2 separate regions of the Homo sapiens genome follow, and region 1 is linked to region 2. Evidence: read pairs that join two places in POLR2A ChIA-PET (ENCODE). Cell type or tissue: OCI-LY7. All regions are shown on one strand. Each heading gives the region's core, and the rest is flanking DNA. Links, peaks and the distances in the headings are about the cores only.

Evidence for each region. Peaks named below come from ENCODE experiments on the same cell type or tissue, not always from the same donor. Only the 100,000 strongest peaks of a DNase experiment are listed, where the experiment ranks them.
Region 1: POLR2A ChIA-PET joins it to region 2 with 5 read pairs; 5 of 35 experiments call an interaction of 5 or more read pairs at or near these places.

Annotation. Positions count from the first base shown.
Region 1 is chr11:123,394,691-123,399,088 of GRCh38, reverse strand. It overlaps a transcript of GRAMD1B not described here. Among named protein-coding and RNA genes, the nearest start is that of MIR4493, 15 kb to the right of the region's middle. In OCI-LY7, for the core only: no CTCF peak of the experiment used is centred there; no DNase peak of the experiment used is centred there.
Region 2 is chr11:123,068,532-123,072,929 of GRCh38, reverse strand. CLMP (CXADR like cell adhesion molecule) reads left to right here. Exons shown (of 7, transcript NM_024769.5): 7 at 1-3,058. All of the region lies in intron 1 of LOC124902775 (a long non-coding RNA gene), which reads right to left. Among named protein-coding and RNA genes, the nearest start is that of HSPA8, 8.6 kb to the right of the region's middle. In OCI-LY7, for the core only: no CTCF peak of the experiment used is centred there; a DNase peak (open chromatin) is centred at 2,299; H3K4me3 peaks cover 2,042 bases; H3K27ac peaks cover 897 bases.

The DNA.
Region 1 (4,398 bases), core at 320-4,319, 330 kb before region 2:
ATGAGGAGTATAAGTCAAGGTGTACAAAGTGTCAGTTATAAAAGATAAGTAAGTCCTAGACATCTCCTGGGCAGCATAGTGCCTGCAGTTAACAATATTGTTTTGTATACTCAAAAATTTGCTAAGAAGGTAGATATTATGTTGTTTCCTTATCACATACATATAATAATAATAATAAAAGTGGGTGGGAGGAAATTTTTGGAGACAATGGACAGATTTATGGCACAGGTTGTGATGATGATTTCACAGATGTATACTTATTCCTAAACTCATTGAGTTGTATACATTAAATATGTACAGCTTTTTGTATGTCAAGCATACCGCACTAAAGTTGTTTTTTAATAAGATATTCAAATAAAAAAAGAAAATATATAAATGACCGATAAATACATGAAAAGAAACTTAGTGACATTAGTCAACAGGGAAATGTAAATAAAACCACAATAGGATACCACTACACACCTATTAAAATGGCTAAAATAAAAAAATTGACAATACCAAGTGGTGCCAAGGATGTGGAACAACTGGATTTCTCATACACTGCCAATGGGAGTATAAATTGATACAAGTATGCTATGGTTTGAATGTGTCCCCTAGATTTCATGTGTTCAAAAATTAATCCCAAAATTAATATGTCGATCTATTTGAAGGTGGGCTCTTTGGGAGGTATTTAGGATTAGATAAGGTTATTAGGGTGAGCTCTTATGATGCAATTGGCAGCTTTATAAGAAGAAGAGAGACCTTAGCTGGCATGCTCTTGCTCTCTTGCCATGCAATGACACAGCAAGAAGGCCCTCACCAGTGCCTTCTTGAAGTTAACTTTCCAGCCTCCAGAACTGTAAGAAATATAGTTTTTAAACTTTTCTTTATAAATTATCCAGTCTGTGGTATTCTGTCATGGTAAGAGAAAATTAACTAAGATAAAGCACTTTGGAAAACTCATAGTTTTTCAAACATACATTTACTATACGACTGAGCAATTTCACTCCTGAGTATTTTCTCTAGAGGAACAAATTCATGTCTATGCAAAGATTTGTACCTAAATGTTCTTAGCAGTTTAATTTTTAATAGCCCAGAATTAGAAAAAATCCAAAAGTCCGTCTACAGGTGAATAGATAAATTATGGTATACCCAAACAATGGAATACTCTTCATTAATAAAAAGGAACAAGCTACTGTTATTTGCAGCTATGTAGATGAATCTCAAAACCATTATATATGCTGAGGGTAAGAGGCCAGATGGGAAAGTACATATTCTATGTACTTATACATGAAATTCTAGGTTGGGTGTGGTGGCTCACACCTGTAATCCCAGCACTTTGGGAGGCCAAGGTGGGAGGATTGCCTGAGCCCAGGAGTTCGAGACCAGCCTGGGCTACATAGCAAGACTCTGTCTCTACAAAAAACAAAAAATAAAAAAATTAGTCAGATGTGGCGGCACACTCTGGGGTCCCAGCTACTTGGGAGGCTGAGGCAGGAGGATCACTTAAGCCTGAGAGTCGAGGCTGCAGTGAGCCATGATTGTACCTCTGCACTCCAGCCTGAGTGAGAGCCTGTCTCAAACAAGATTTTTTTAATCTAGAATAAGCAAAATTAATCTAGTGACAGCAAATCAATGATTGCCTGGGTCAAATATTTTTCATTTGTTTTTGTTTTGTTTTGTTTTGTTTTGTTTTGTTTTTTGAGACAGAGTCTCGCTCTGTCACCCAGGCTGGAGTGCAATGGCATGATCTCAGCTCACTGCACTGCAAACTCCCGGGTTCAAGCAATTCTCTTGCCTCAGCCTCCCGAGTAGCTGGGATTACAGGTACCCACCACCATGCCCAGCTAACTTTTTTTTGTATTTTTAGTAGAGATGGCATTTCGCCATGTTGGCCAGGCTGGTCTCGAACTCCTGACCTCAGGTGATCCTCCCGCCTCTGCCTCCCAAAGTGCTAGGATTACAGGCGGGGGACACCACACCTGGCCTGTTTTGTTTTTTAATTGAACGAAGATAAGCACAGGAAAAAATGTTAGGGTAATGGGAAACATTCTGTATTTTGATTTTGGTGTTATAAAATGTATACATTTGTCAAAACTCATCAATCTGCATTTTATTATATGTAAATTATACCCCAGTGAAGTTGAGTTAAAAAAAATAGTACTCAGCTTGCTGGATTGGTATGAATATTAATTAAGATTCTGCAAGTAAAGATCTTGCTCACACAAAATATTCAATAAATATTAGCTATCATTATCCCCATAATGACAGATAATTAGCAAAGTTTCTGTTTTTCCCTCTCTGCCTAAATTAGAGCAAAATGCACAAAATATTTCAACAGGAAACCCCAGTCTGTAGCTAAGTCCTTGTCTCTAGGCACCAAGATATTCTTGCAAACCACAAAGTAAAATCCCTGAGGTCAAGAATAGGCAGTTCTCTCTGGATTCATCACATTTGGGGTGGGAGAGGCAGCAGAGCAGTGGGACACATGGCACAGCACTTCTAAGTCATAAGGAAATAGAAGTGCATATGGGGGCTGGGAGTGGTGGCTCATGCCTGTAATCCCAGCACTTTGGGAGGCTGAGGCGGGCGGATCCCCTGAGGTCAGGAGTTCGAGATCAGCCTGGCCAACATGGCGAAACCCCATCTCTACTAAAAATACAAAAATTAGCCAGGCGTGGTGGTACATGCCTATAATCCCAGCTATTTGGGAGGCTGAGGCAGGAGAATTGCTTAAACCTGGGAGGCGGAAGTTGTAGTGAGCCAAGATTGTGCCATTGCACTCCAGCCTGGACAACAAGAGCTAAGCTCTGTCTCAAAAAAAAAAGAAGAAGAAGAAAAGAAAAGAAAAAAGAAAAAAATGCATATGGGGAAGCAGCAAGAGGACTTTTCCATCTAAAAAAAAAAAAGGAAAGAAAAGAAAAGAAAAAAGAAAAAAATGCATATGGGGAAGCAGCAAGAGGACTTTTCCATGGAGGAGTCTGGTGGGTCAGGGAAGCCAAGGAGTAGCAAGGAGGGGGAAAGGAACTTTCCTCTGTACCACAGCTGGGTCCATTCATCGACCCCAGCCTCAGTTTTTCAAAGAATGACCAAGTTATTACTACTACTAAATATAAGCTACTAATAAATAGATTACAGTCTTCTAGTCTTTATCCTAGTTGCCTTTTATCTCTGATACCTCCTTTGAGTTTCCCAACAGTTCTGCAAGACAGAAAATATTTTTAAAAGGAGATCCTATTTCACAGAAGAGAAAAAGAAACTTCTCTAAGGTCACTGAGTAACTTAGGTCTCTTTATTACCTAACCAGGGCTCTTTGGTTGAGCACAGGGGTTTTCATCCTTGGCTATTCATTGGAATCACTTGAAGAGCTTTAAAAAATACTGATGCCTGGGTCTCACCCACAAAGATTCTCATCTCTTTGGTCTGAGGTGCAGCCTGGATGTTGGAATTTCTAAACACGATTTAACTGGTTGTAATGGAAAGCTAAGATTGAAAACCACTACTCAAGCATACGTGACTGCTTGGATAAGTAAAACCTACACCTCACCTGGGGGAACTCTGATATTTTCTTTGTCCTTTTTGGTGAGGAAGGTAAACAGGCAAAGGAAACCATGCAAACGTTCACTTTTTGTTGTTGTTGTTGTTGTTGTTAATGAGGGCAGGCATCATTTGGCTGTATATGAAGGGGATGTATTGGAAACTTGGGGAATGTATAAAGGGAAACATGAGCCTTAAAGAAAGGAGAATTCATGTTTCCCTTTATACCTTCCCCCAATTTTACTATGTAATCTTATTTAATTTTATTTATGTTTAGCTGAGAAAGAAAGCCACTTTTAATAAAGAAGCCTTTCCTTAGTATGAAAATCTACACAATAATACCTTTGCAGAAATTTTCTTTCCCAGAATCTGTTTTATTTCATTAAACTAGAATTTATTAAGAACCCAAAACATTCATGCAACATTCATTGAGATCCTGGCTAAATGAGTATGATACAGTCCTATACTTAGGGGATTATAAACTTGTAGGGGGGATGCTATGTTTCAAATGTTTGGCCCCTCCAAAATTCATTTTGAAATTTAATCATAACAGTATTAGAAAGTGGGAACCTTAAGAGGTGATTAGGCCATGAGGGCTCCCCACCATGGGTGGGATTGGTATAAAATGGTGAGTTTGGCCCTCTCTTGTTCTCTTTTTTGTCTCTTCCACTCTTCTGTCAAGTGAGGAACAGGGTTCCTCGCCTCCAGAGAAGGCAATGTTCAAGTTGCCATCTTGGAAGCAGAGACCAAGCCCTTACCAAACACTAAACCTGCTGGCACCTTGATCTTGAACTCCCCAGCCTCTAGAACTGTGAGAAATAAACTTCTCTTATTTGTAAATTACCTAGTCTGTGGTATTCGGTTATAGCAGCACAAAATGAT
Region 2 (4,398 bases), core at 179-4,178:
TTAACTTCATTTGTCATAAGGTTTGGATATTAATTTCAAGGGGAGTTGAAATAGTGGGAGATGGAGAAGAGTGAATGAGTTTCTCCCACTCTATACTAATCTCACTATTTGTATTGAGCCCAAAATAACTATGAAAGGAGACAAAAATTTGTGACAAAGGATTGTGAAGAGCTTTCCATCTTCATGATGTTATGAGGATTGTTGACAAACATTAGAAATATATAATGGAGCAATTGTGGATTTCCCCTCAAATCAGATGCCTCTAAGGACTTTCCTGCTAGATATTTCTGGAAGGAGAAAATACAACATGTCATTTATCAACGTCCTTAGAAAGAATTCTTCTAGAGAAAAAGGGATCTAGGAATGCTGAAAGATTACCCAACATACCATTATAGTCTCTTCTTTCTGAGAAAATGTGAAACCAGAATTGCAAGACTGGGTGGACTAGAAAGGGAGATTAGATCAGTTTTCTCTTAATATGTCAAGGAAGGTAGCCGGGCATGGTGCCAGGCACCTGTAGGAAAATCCAGCAGGTGGAGGTTGCAGTGAGCCAAGATTATGCCATTGCACTCCAGCCTGGGTGACAAAGCAAGACTCCATCTCAAAAAAAAAAAAAAATCAAGGAAGGATAAAAGGAAGTTCAGTATTGTACCACACTTGGAACTTCCTCCATTTCTTCCATTTTAGAAGGATATGAACCTGGAACTTTTGATGATTCTAAGCCTTAAACTATCAAAAAGATCAGGGATTGCCAATGCTTCTAATGGCACTGCAAGTATATGCCATAACCGTTCCCTCCTAAAAGTGAAAAATGAGAGAAATTCAGTATTTTCCCAGGCTCAGCATCCAGAAGTCTAGCTCTGGGCTGGAAGAAAAGGGTACTAATATTTAGGGAAGAGATGAGAATAAGTAGTGGGTGGCAGGAGAGGGCTGAGCTAGTGCCTGCTAACATTTTAGTTGTATCTTGGAAAGATTTAGCAAAAATAACTCACCAGGATAGCTGCTGAAGAGTTGATGAATGGGAGAAGAAAGATGTTTGAGAAATAAAGAAAACAGCAGCCTGCAATACAATAACTTGCCTTTTTAATAGTTTTGATTACTCTTGATACCTACAGCACAAATGCTGGACCTGAATCAGCTCTTCAAGGACCCTAGCACAAATGTCAACTGATCACCTCTGGGAGAGTAGAAAACTTTTTTTTTTTTGAGACGAAGTCTCGCTCTGTTGCCCAGGCTGGAGTGCAGTGGCACCATCTCAGCTCACTGCAGCGTCCGCCTCTTGGGTTCAAGTGATTCTCCTGCCTTGTCCTCCTGAGTCGCTGGTATTACAGGTGCCTGCCATCACACCCAGCTAATTTTTGGAGTTCTGATAGAGACAGGGTTTCTCCATGTTGGCCAGGCTTGTCTCAAGCTCCTGACCTCAAGTGACCTACCCACCCTTGGCCTCCCACAGTGCTGGAAGCCACTGCACCTGGCTCAGAATACTTTTTTTTTTGAGATGCAGTCTTGCTCTCATCACGCAGGCTGGAGTGCAGTGGCGTATCTCGGCTCACTGCGACCTCCACCTCCCGAGTTCAAGCGATTCTCCTTCCTCAGTCCCCCAAGTAGCTTGGATTATAGGTGTGCGCCACCACGTACAGCTAATTTTTGTATTTTTAGTAGAGATGGGGTTTCGCCATGTTGACCAGGCTGGTCTCAAAACGCCTGACCTCAGGTGATCCACCCACCTCGGCCCCACAAAGTGCTAGGATTACAGGTGTGAGCCACCATGCCCGGCCCAGAATACTTTTTAAAAGAAGAGCAGGTTAGAGGAAAGAAAAAAATTGATGCTGAATGTGGTGATGAAAGCATGTTTCTAAAATGGGAAGCAGATGCTTAAAGAGGAAAGACTAATCTGGGATTTTGCCCCATTTCTCTGGTTTTTCACTCCTATATTTAATTCTCACAATCGTGTCGTCACATAGTGCAAAAAACAAAATTCTTGTAAAGTCCCCAGGAGTTTATGCTTGGGTGAAAGTTTTAGCCTGAGTATTTTCTTCCTCTAAAAAAGGTGGGAAATGAGACATTGAGGAATTAACATATAAATGTCTGCTATGGGTTTAAGAGAACTGGCGTATTTGGAATGCTTCTTACACTAACACTGTCTCATTGTAAAATATAAAACCCCTTACTCTAACTACATTTTTATTCCTCTGGTAGTGTGGTATCCAGGCAACATATCACTTCTGCTATGTAATTCTAAGAATTCTCATTTCTAGAGTACCTGAGCCAAACAAATACACAACGGAAGCTGCAGCTGTATCATCACTAGCAATTTGCTCATCATTATTTACTACCTTTGAACCTAAGGTTTCCTGCCTATGCTTTTGAAAGCAAAAATCAGTCTCCTTTGCATGAAAAAGAGCCTTAGATTTTTAAACATGTTAGTTACCAGAATGCTAAAATACCAGTTGATTACCCAAATTATTTTGGAAATCTATCCATAATGGAAGTCTACAACAAACACATAAAACAGATTACACTAAGAGCTGAGAAATTCAAAGGAACTGAAGATTCTGAGAGATAAACTGTTCAAGTCTTAGCAATGATACTGCACTTCTCTTTGACAGGTTCTGGGCTTAAGTTAGAGGCCCTACTGGTTCCAAACCATATTCCACTGACTTTGCAAGTAAAATAAATTTGATTCTGAAATAGGAAACAAAAAAAGGAGAAATAACCGAATAGTAGAAGAAAAACTGTTTGTAGGAAGACGATGCAGATGGAATGATGTGGACATTGAGTAACCATGTCAATAAAATATATAAACCAAACTTAAATTTGTGAAATAAGGAAGTTGGTACCTTTGTTGTTACAGTGTATAAAAACAATTTCGGAACTGCTGTTGCAAAAAGACATATATAGTTTTGCTTCCTTCTGGTGTTAAGCTGTTTATATTTCAGTTTCAGTTTTAACTTCTAAGTTGCCTTGTAATTGGGACTGTGTTTCAGCATCACAAAAACCAAATATTTATTATGGATGCATCTGTATCAGCAATTAAAAAATAAACAAGTAAAAGTGATACTGTAGGAGAAGCTGAAGCTCATATAACCTGGAATGGAAATTTGTTTATCAGCTTGCTGCCAACAGAAGAACAGAAGAACTCAGACTGAATACGATCTATTATTTATCAATTTCAGTCACGAATTTACCAATTACTTTTTTCTCTCACAAGGCAAGATGCTAGGTATAAGTTGCACAGGGGATACCAAGAGTTGCTGTCCTTAAGGATTTATCAAAATTAATGAAATAATAATTACTAAGTAAGTATTTTGTGCCTAGGTGAAGTGCCAACAGAGAAGCACACACTAAGGGGTTCAAATAAATCTGAAAAGTATGCACTAAGAGATTCAAATACATCTGGAAAAAACTTCACAGAGGTCATTGCAAAATAGCAGCAATAATAGTAATCATCACTTACTGAGCCATCACGTGCCAGTCACACTAAGTACATTATACATTTTGTCTCAATGTCATACTCACATCAACCCTATAAGGAAATATTTGTATTCACATTCTACAAGTGAGAAATGTAAGGCTCAAAGAGGTTAAGTCAGTAGTAGAGCCAGCATTTATTTTCACTTTTATTTTTATTTTGAGACCGAGTCTAGCTTTGTCGCCCAGGCTGGAGTGCAGTGGCACAATCTCAGCTCACTGCAAGCTCCGCCTCCCGGGTTCACGCCATTCTCCTGCCTCAGCCACCCGAGTACCTGGGACAACAGGCGCCTGCCACCACGCCTGGCTAATTTTTTGTATTTTTAGTAGCGACGGGTTTCACCGTTAGCCAGGATGGTCTCAATCTCCTGACTTCATGATCCGCCCATCTCAGCCTTCCAGTGCTGGGATTACAGGCATGAGCCACTGTGCCCGGCCCTGGAGCCAGGATTTAAACCCAGCCACTGTTAGTATATTCCATCAGAACTGACAGATCCTGATTCATCATCATCTTCCCTCCTGAAATCCTCAAACTTTTACACTCAGCTATAGGCTTTCTCTCCTCTTTGCTTTCTTCCTTGACCTAAAGCTGTTCACCATACTTGGGACACACTTAGCTCACTCACACAAGTCCAAATCCTTTAGTTTTCCCTTGTTCTGCAAAACAAGATACAATTCCCAATTTTATAATTGCCTGATTTGTCTTTACATGGTAATGATGGGCTTAGATCATGTAATTTTTGTTGAATGTTAAGCACAGAGTATCTTGAGCACATCAAGATTAAATCTGTCCAATCTTCTGAGAGGCAAAAAGATAAGGTACATTAAAACTACAAAATAATAGGTACAGTTGATTCTTCAAAGATGATACAGTCATATCAATTTATTTAAAATGTAGGCTGGGGGCCATGGCTCACGCCTGTAATT